Linked DNA regions of Mus musculus: all the other regions are linked to region 1. Evidence: chromatin loops called from intact Hi-C (ENCODE). Cell type or tissue: left cerebral cortex. All regions are shown on one strand.

Region 1 (2,500 bases):
TGCCATCAGCAAACATGTCAGCTGCCACCCGGAAGAAGACCTCTCGGGGGGAGTCCGTGTCCACGTCAGCAATCATCCTACAGGACAGGGGCAAACAGACGCTGGGTGAGATGTCGGGCCCAGTATGGGAGTTCCCACATTTTCCCCCAGACTACAGAGAAGGACACAAGGACCAGCCCAGGCTGAAACTATGGCTAGCAGACTGGGAAGGAGACAAGACGTACACCTAAGAAAGCAAAGAAAGTGGGACCTTGAATTGTAAATTCAGGGTCCTGGGGAATGTGGACTGGGGCTTGACTGAGCAAAAGCATGTTTTCCTAAATATCTACACGTGGAGAGCTGGGTCATGGCTCAGCCGTGAGGGGCTGGACCCACGGCTTCATGGTCCAGCATTTGCACAGCATCCACAAGTGAGAAGCTCAAAGGTAGAGAGCTCCACCTAGCAGTCACCAGTGAGGGGCTGTGAGCACAGCCTGGTAGCAGAGCACCGCCTACTAGAACCCGCCATAACCAGCTGGAGGTATGGCACCTGCCAAGCATCCACGAGCAAGAGACTGACACCCACCAAGCAAGGGATGCGGCTCAAGGGTAAGGGGCTGGCCCACCACGTAAACAAGCTCTGGATTCTATCTGAGTTGAGTGGAGGATACCTAGTCTCTTGGGAGAAGAACAACAGTGCCCAGTTCGGCAGGAGACCCCTTGACGGACCCCAGGTCCCAGGAAGCACACCTCTGCAGCTCCATATTGCTGTCCAGTTCATCTCCAATTCGCCGGAGACACTCGCTCAGCTTCTTGGTGGACGCATCCTGGGGCGGCTGCTCCAAGGTCAGCTCAGGTGTCTCCCCAGCCATCCTCCCTGCTCGATCCTGGATGAAACTACATGTGAATGGAAAGGGGGGAGAGGAGCAGAATGTTGAGAACCAAGCGGTGTTCTGAAAGCCCATCCCGCCACACTAGTAGCATCGCACTCACCCCTGTAGCAAAAAGGCCCCTGTCTTCATGATCTGTTCAGAGCTGGTGGGCCCTGGGGGAGAGAGGAGGAAAGGGGTGCCTGGACTCCTGGGTCCCAGGGAGAGTCAGGGGGATGGATAGGTAGGCTCATAACCCTGAGGGGAGACAGAGCTGGGGACCCTAGTAGTGACAAGTAGCATGGAAGGCCTGGCTACTGCTTCTGATGGACAGGGGGCGGGACCCGGCCTGCATCCCAGCTCCACAGCAAACCCAGAGAGCAGAATGCCAAAAGCAAACAGACCCCCAGCTGGGGGTGGGAGGAGGTGGCGCTGGCCTTCTGTCCCATCCCAGGCCACCAGCAGGAAGTGGCGCCAGCGACAAGCCCGGGCCTGCCCGGGGGCGCGCACGCGGATGTCCGCTCTCGGGGTGCGGATGAGCCGGTGGGAATGGATCCGCGCGCCCCAGCCTGCTCCCGCCCGAGCCCAAAGCCGGAGGGGTCCTAGGGTTCTTGGACCGGGCCTAGTCCTCCGCCTCCCGCCTCACCGCCGCTCCCAAGCTGCTCCCCGGACCCGTCCATCACTGCCGCTGCCTCTCGCCGGGTGCGCCCCGGCGGCTGCGGCGCACCACGGTCACGTGACTGATCGTGGACGTGCGGCCCTCACGTGGGTGCCCCGCAACATGGCCTCCGCCCCGCAGGACTAGTCACGTGATCATCATCGCTCGCTGCAGGGGCGGGGCCGCGGGTACTAAATGAACGCATGCGCGGATCGACCTTAATCCGAACTGATGCCCAGAGTTGGTTGTTTCCCCCCCCGCCCCCATTATTTCTTCTTCCCATAGATTCATGGTAGAGAGCACTAAGGAGGTTAAAGCAGAATTGCCGCAAGTTCAAAGCTTGCCTGGGATATGCTTGTCATCCCAGCATTGAGAGGCTGAGGCAGGACGGGAGTATTGCCTCGAGCTCAAAACCAACCTGCACTATAAGAGATTGCTCCAATCTGGGGAGAAAAAAAAAAAAACCAGTTGACCAGAGTGATGGTCCATACCTCTGATAGAGTGAAGCAAGAAGATTGCTAAAGAGTTCGAGGCAAACCTGGATAAAATAGTTTGAGTCCAAGCTGCACCATTAAGTAAGAATCTATCTCAAAACACAAAAACAGGCTGTACGTGGTGGCTACAACATCTTTAATTTCAGCCTTGGGAACTACAAGCAAGCAGATGCCTGTGAAATTGAGACATCCTAGAAGCAGTCCTTCTAGGCTCCGCCCCATAGTTACCTGGCAACAGTCAGGTATGCCTAGCCTACTATATAAGGACTGTTTGCCCCCTCCTCGCTCTCCTGCTCACTTACTTACTTGTCTTATTCTCTTACTTCCTGCCCCTTCTCTCCCTGCCCTGTTTCTCCTTCTCTCCTCTTCCCCGCCTTCCAGGTGTTCCTGGAGGGCCTCTTCTCTCTCCACTACTTCTCCTCCCCTCCTTTCTCTCTCTCTCCTCCTTTCCCAACTCTACTTCCCATGTCCTAAATAAACTCTATTCCATACTACATCAT
Region 2 (2,500 bases), 240 kb after region 1:
GTTTCTCGGTGGTTTATCAGTCGCGATTGAGGAACATCTAGATATTAAAAAAAAAAAATCCTTCCCGAAGCCCACTTCTTTCTGCCTTAATCTGCTCTAATTGATGTTCTGCTTTTTTTCCTCAATGAGTCTGTGAACACTCGGCTCCTTTAAGAGGTACCCCTCTTGCCCCACACCCGCATCCGATAGCACGCGCAAAGCCATGTGCTTCCCCCTTCTTCCTGCCTCATTGGCCCGAAGTGGGTCACGGTCCCGCCTCCAGCGCCTCCTCCCATTGGCCAAATATAGGTCAGTGTCCCGCCTTCTTCCAAAAGGCGAGGCAACTACACAAGTTCAGCCCCTCACGCGCCTCCAGGGTCTTGGCATATCCCTTCATCTCATTGGCTGAGCGTCTCAAGGGCTCGAGACGTGATTGGTTCTTGCCAGAAGCCGGAGGAAGGCACGCGGCTGGGGTGCATGGCCCAAGTGGAGGGAGGGGGCCCGGAGGAGGGGCGCGCGCTCTGGCGTCCGGTGTTTTGGTTTAGATTTTTTTTTTTCCGCGAAAGAAGTTTGCTTTGGCCACGCCTCAAGGCTGCCACCTCCTCCTGCCCCCTCCTCCGCCCCTGGGTGCACACCTCTGGGTGCAGATTGCAAAGCTCCTTTCTTTGCGAGAAGTGCAAAATTGGCTAGAGCCAGAGACTCGCCCACTTGGTACAGAAGGAGCGCGCGCCTGTGTCCCTTGGGGACCCACAGTTGCAAAGAGACAGCTGCTTGATTTGGTCACCCACTCGCCCAGACTATAGGAGCCTCCCGGGACAGTCTTTGAGTTGCACCTTTCTGCAGAACTGACTGGTTGAACCCCCGCAGCGCTCTTAGGATTTGAAGCGTCCTGATCCTGGAGGCTTGCACGCCGCGCTCTCCCGACTCTGGGACACATTCGCCCGAACCACTGGAGTGTGCGGGTGACTGACATATCATCTCATCTCTTCGACTCTCCATGAGCTCATGAACCTGGGAGCAGGTCCACGGCAATGGCGCGGCCTCTGAGCGACAGGACCCCGGGCCCCCTGCTGCTGGGTGGCCCGGCTGGGGCCCCCCCTGGCGGGGGAGCGCTGCTTGGGCTGAGGAGCCTTCTGCAGGGAAACAGCAAGCCCAAAGAACCGGCCAGCTGTGAGTTCTAGTCCCACTGTGTTAGGGACTCAACTGTTGGGGTGGTGGTCCACGGCACCTATCAGCTAGGTGTCCCATCTTTGCTAGTCTTCATTAGGTCACTTAGGTCTTCCAGTCCATCAGCCTCCAGGACCAAATCTGACGCCTGGAGGGCCTAAGGGTCAAGTCCCTGGAGTGTTCCTACTTGAGGACAGAGTTTAGGTGCCAGACCCCTCTTTCTTTCCTTTGGCCTCAGAGTCTGGACCCCTGGAGTCCTAGGGGAAGGGAGGGGGTGTGTCGGATGCTCACACGGTGCAGACACGGGCTTGGGCGGGGCCTCGCAGGGTCACATGGAAACTAGGGATGAGGAATGTGCCTGAGCAGTGGAGCCCCTTCCAGCCCCAACAGACTGTGGGGGAGGGGATGAGGGTGCTGGGGGTGGGAGAATTACTGAGCTGTCACTTTTTCTTTCTCACCTGCCCAACCTTTCACCCACCCTGTCACTAAACCCTTCTTTCTAAACTTCCATCCTCGTTCTCTGGGTCGCTTGTGCTTGTGTTTCTTAATCCCCTCCCGGGCCCCTAACCCTATCCTTCTGTATACTTTTGCCTTTTCCCCCTCTCCGGGTCCCCGTCTCCCTGACCCTCTATTGCTGGGGCCTTGTTCTCTTTTCTCTCTGGGTCTCCCCAAGCCCCGTCTTTATCCCTCTCTTCTTTTTCTGGGTTCTCTCCCTGCCTGTACCCACCTCCCTGGGTCTTTGCCCTACGGCTCCCGTCTCCTCACTTCTCTGTATCTCCGCCATATCTCTAACTTGGGGTCCCTCCTGTGTCCCTCCACCCCATCCGGTCTCTCCCTGGCCTACAGGTCTCCTGAAGGAAAAGGAGCGCAAGGCAACTCTGCCCTCAGCCCCCGTCCCGGGACCCGGCCTGGAAACGGCGGGCCCAGCCGATGCCCCGAGTGGGGCCGTTAGTGGCGGTGGGTCCCCTCGGGGGCGCTCAGGGCCTGTGGCTGGCCCGAGTCTTTTTGCGCCGCTGCTGTGGGAACGCACTTTGCCTTTCGGGGACGTGGAATACGTGGACCTGGACGCCTTCTTGCTGGAGCACGGGCTACCGCCGAGCCCGCCGCCCCCCGGGGGCCTGTCGCCGGCACCCTCTCCAGCGCGCACTCCCGCGCCCTCCCCCGGGCCCGGCTCTTGCAGCTCCTCTTCCCCCCGCTCCTCGCCCGGGCACGCCCCCGCGCGGGCCACTCTGGGAGCCGCCGGCGGCCACCGCGCAGGTGCGGCGAAGGGGCGGGGCTGTCGGGCAGGGCGGGGCCTCGCGACACTTTTGGAAGTCTGCCCAATGAGATGCTGCGATCCTTTAGGGGACTTGGG
Region 3 (2,500 bases), 120 kb after region 1:
ATCTGTCATCCCTGATTTAGTACTGGAGCTGGTAACCCCCCCACTGAATGGCGTCATCTTGCCTGGAGTAGTTCGACAAAGTCTGCTGGATCTGGCCAGGACTTGGGTAGGGCCTGTGTGGCATCTGAATCTTTGGACCAAAGTGTCTTGAGTCGTGGTGCAGTGGTGGAAGCCTGGCCCACTGCCTGAGCCCTCTTTTCTGTGGATCTATCTCCCATCCCTGGGCCTCTGTCTTTCCCAGCAGCCTTAGGGAGGGAGTGATGGTGGTCTGCAGTAGGGCAGCTGTCTGGGTACTGGAGTGTTTCTGCATCCTTGTTACGGCAGGGTGAGTTCCGGGTGGCAGAACGCAAGGTCACTATGAAGGAATTGAAGCGGGCGCTGGAGGAAGGCCGAGTGCGAGAAGTCTTCGGCTCAGGCACTGCTTGTCAGGTCTGCCCGGTGCACCAAATCCTGTATGAAGGCAAGGTGAGGCAGAGCTGCCAGGGTAGGTGGGAAAGAATGGGCGGGAGTGCCCCATCCTCATGGCTCCCTTTCTGTAGCAACTCCACATACCTACCATGGAGAACGGCCCAGAGCTCATCCTGCGCTTCCAGAAGGAACTGAAGGCTATTCAGGTGAGCTCGTGAGCTTGTGAGCAACAACTTTGATTAATGGCTCCTCACCTCTGAATACCTGTGGCCAGAAACACGGGAATTGTAGGCCCCTTGCACGAGTCTCTGAGGCTTTGGGTCTTAAAGACAGACCTGCCCCCACCCCCCCCACCCCCCCCCCACCCCTTTTTTTTTTTTTGAGACAGGGTTTCTCTGTGTAGCCCTGGCCGTCCTGGAACTCACTCTGTAGACCAGGCCGGCCTCTGCCTCCCGAGTGCTGGGATTAAAGGTGTGCGCCACCACGCCCGGCTCAGAACCCCCTCTTTAATGAGACTCTGGGGTGTTGGGGGGGGAAGGCCTCCCACGACACCCTGGGGTTCTGGGCTGTCCCTCTGGCATAGCAAACCTTTTTCCCTTACCCCTCCCTGGCCTTGAAGGATTCCTCTCACAAGCCTCTGGTGAATTCCCAAATTCTTGTGAACCTAGATGGCTTCTAGAGAACCTCTGGGCTCATTTCCCACTGAGCTGGACCCGAGGTGACTGGGTATCCTGGCCCCATGTTGGCACCTAGCACAGCACATTTGAGCTGAAAACGCCGTTTCCCAAGAGCATTCAAGGCTTTGAAATTCTCTGCTTTGATGATTGATCCCTTGGAATTGGTGGTTGGGTCTCCGGGCAAAAGACTACACTTCCCATAAGGCACTAGGGCGGAGCTCAGAGAGTGGTCAGCTTGCGATGCTCCAGGGTCTACTGGGAGTTGTAGTGCAGCTGTCTTATTGCCGCAATTTCGTTGTCTGGCAGTACGGAGCCAGTGCCCACGATTGGATGTTTCGGGTGTGACGGTGGGGGCTGTGCCCTCCCTGGTTGGATCTGCAGACGTGCCGCATCTAGTCCAGCGTCCTCGCTTCCCAGAGACTCAAGAGAAGTGCAATAGGGAAAGGTCTGTCCAGATGCTGGATCTCTGGCACCCCCTCGTGGACGTTACACTCCAAAGCCTTAAGGGCGGGACCCATGCAATTTGGACGCCACCTCAAATTTTGGGTCTCAGGACTCAGCTGCTCCGCGTCCTGGTGTTCAAGGGAGAACCTTGGCTTCTTCTCTATCTCCGTTCTCAGGCCGGATCCCCGGTGCTCTTCGTGTCCTTCCCCCCCCCCCCCTTTTCTCCGTACTTGCTGCAATTTTGAAATAAAATGCCAAAGAACAAGACATTGGCTATCATGCTCTAAGTACCACCTTGGGTCGCTGGGGGCTCATCTCATCTTATTATCAGGGACCCAGCTTGTGGACTTCTCTGACCCGTGGGTTCCTTCTGTACTTTAGTATCGAACCCCGTTTACTGGATTCTCCCTGTACTCCTGTCTTGGGTACAGCCTTACAGTGGCCACACCAGATCTCTCAAGATCTCTTCCCTTCTTACATTTCATTGGTGTCCAAGCCCTGTTCCTGGAGTCCCTGACTGCTTGCGCTGTCCCTTCTTGTGTCCCCACCTTGGCCTGACTTCCTGGCCTGGTCTTCTGCCTGTCTCTATGCTAGCTTCCTCTTTGGCCTTCTGGCCTTCATCTGCTTCCATCTGACACCAAAGGGCTTCTATAATTGTGTCTCTCAGGGCCATCAGCTCCTCTCACAGGGCAGGCCACCTACTGAAGGGAGTCCCTACTTTTTTGACCGTTGCAGGAGTTGGATCATGCCATGTTTCCCTTCCATCTCTGTGAGTCTATGCGTCCCAATCCCTACCCTCCTCACGCACACACTTTAACAAGGCCCACATGAGCCTCCAGAGAGAGGCGATTAAGACCCAGGTGCAGATCTGGATTCAAATCTTGCCTCTGTCCTCAGTCGGCCTTGATTGGGCATGCCATTTCATTGCTGATCAAATTAGCTGGAGCTGAAGAGAGTCTGCAGGACTTTTT

What was found. A loop is a pair of places that touch in the nucleus more often than their neighbours do. Peaks named below come from ENCODE experiments on the same cell type or tissue, not always from the same donor. Only the 100,000 strongest peaks of a DNase experiment are listed, where the experiment ranks them.
Region 2: a loop joins it to region 1, with 3 times the contacts of the local background. A loop is called at or near these places in 8 of 42 quality-filtered maps.
Region 3: it touches region 1 in a loop (3-fold over the local background); 6 of 42 quality-filtered maps call a loop at or near these places.

The regions. Positions count from the first base shown.
Region 1 is chr7:45,465,248-45,467,747 of GRCm38, forward strand. It overlaps Bax (BCL2-associated X protein), which reads right to left and starts at 1,651. Exons shown (of 6, transcript NM_007527.3): 1 at 1,495-1,651; 2 at 973-1,024; 3 at 730-876; 4 at 1-77. The coding sequence starts at 1,528. In left cerebral cortex, a CTCF peak has its summit at 1,288; DNase peaks (open chromatin) are centred at 508 and 1,642; H3K4me3 peaks cover 1,848 bases; H3K27ac peaks cover 1,719 bases.
Region 2 is chr7:45,704,614-45,707,113 of GRCm38, forward strand. Car11 (carbonic anhydrase 11) reads left to right here. Exons shown (of 9, transcript NM_009800.4): 9 at 1-58. It overlaps Dbp (D site albumin promoter binding protein), which reads left to right and starts at 634. Exons shown (of 4, transcript NM_016974.3): 1 at 634-1,149; 2 at 1,993-2,403. The coding sequence starts at 1,011. In left cerebral cortex, CTCF peaks have their summits at 1,092 and 2,372; DNase peaks (open chromatin) are centred at 331, 1,453 and 2,384; H3K4me3 peaks cover 2,371 bases; H3K27ac peaks cover 2,354 bases.
Region 3 is chr7:45,587,915-45,590,414 of GRCm38, forward strand. Bcat2 (branched chain aminotransferase 2, mitochondrial) reads left to right here. Exons shown (of 11, transcript NM_009737.3): 8 at 21-106; 9 at 325-465; 10 at 540-614; 11 at 1,392-1,796. The coding sequence ends at 1,430. Among named protein-coding and RNA genes, the nearest start is that of Gm31479, 6.0 kb to the right of the region's middle. In left cerebral cortex, a CTCF peak has its summit at 1,563 (motif pointing left); DNase peaks (open chromatin) are centred at 1,433 and 2,079; H3K4me3 peaks cover 733 bases; H3K27ac peaks cover 941 bases.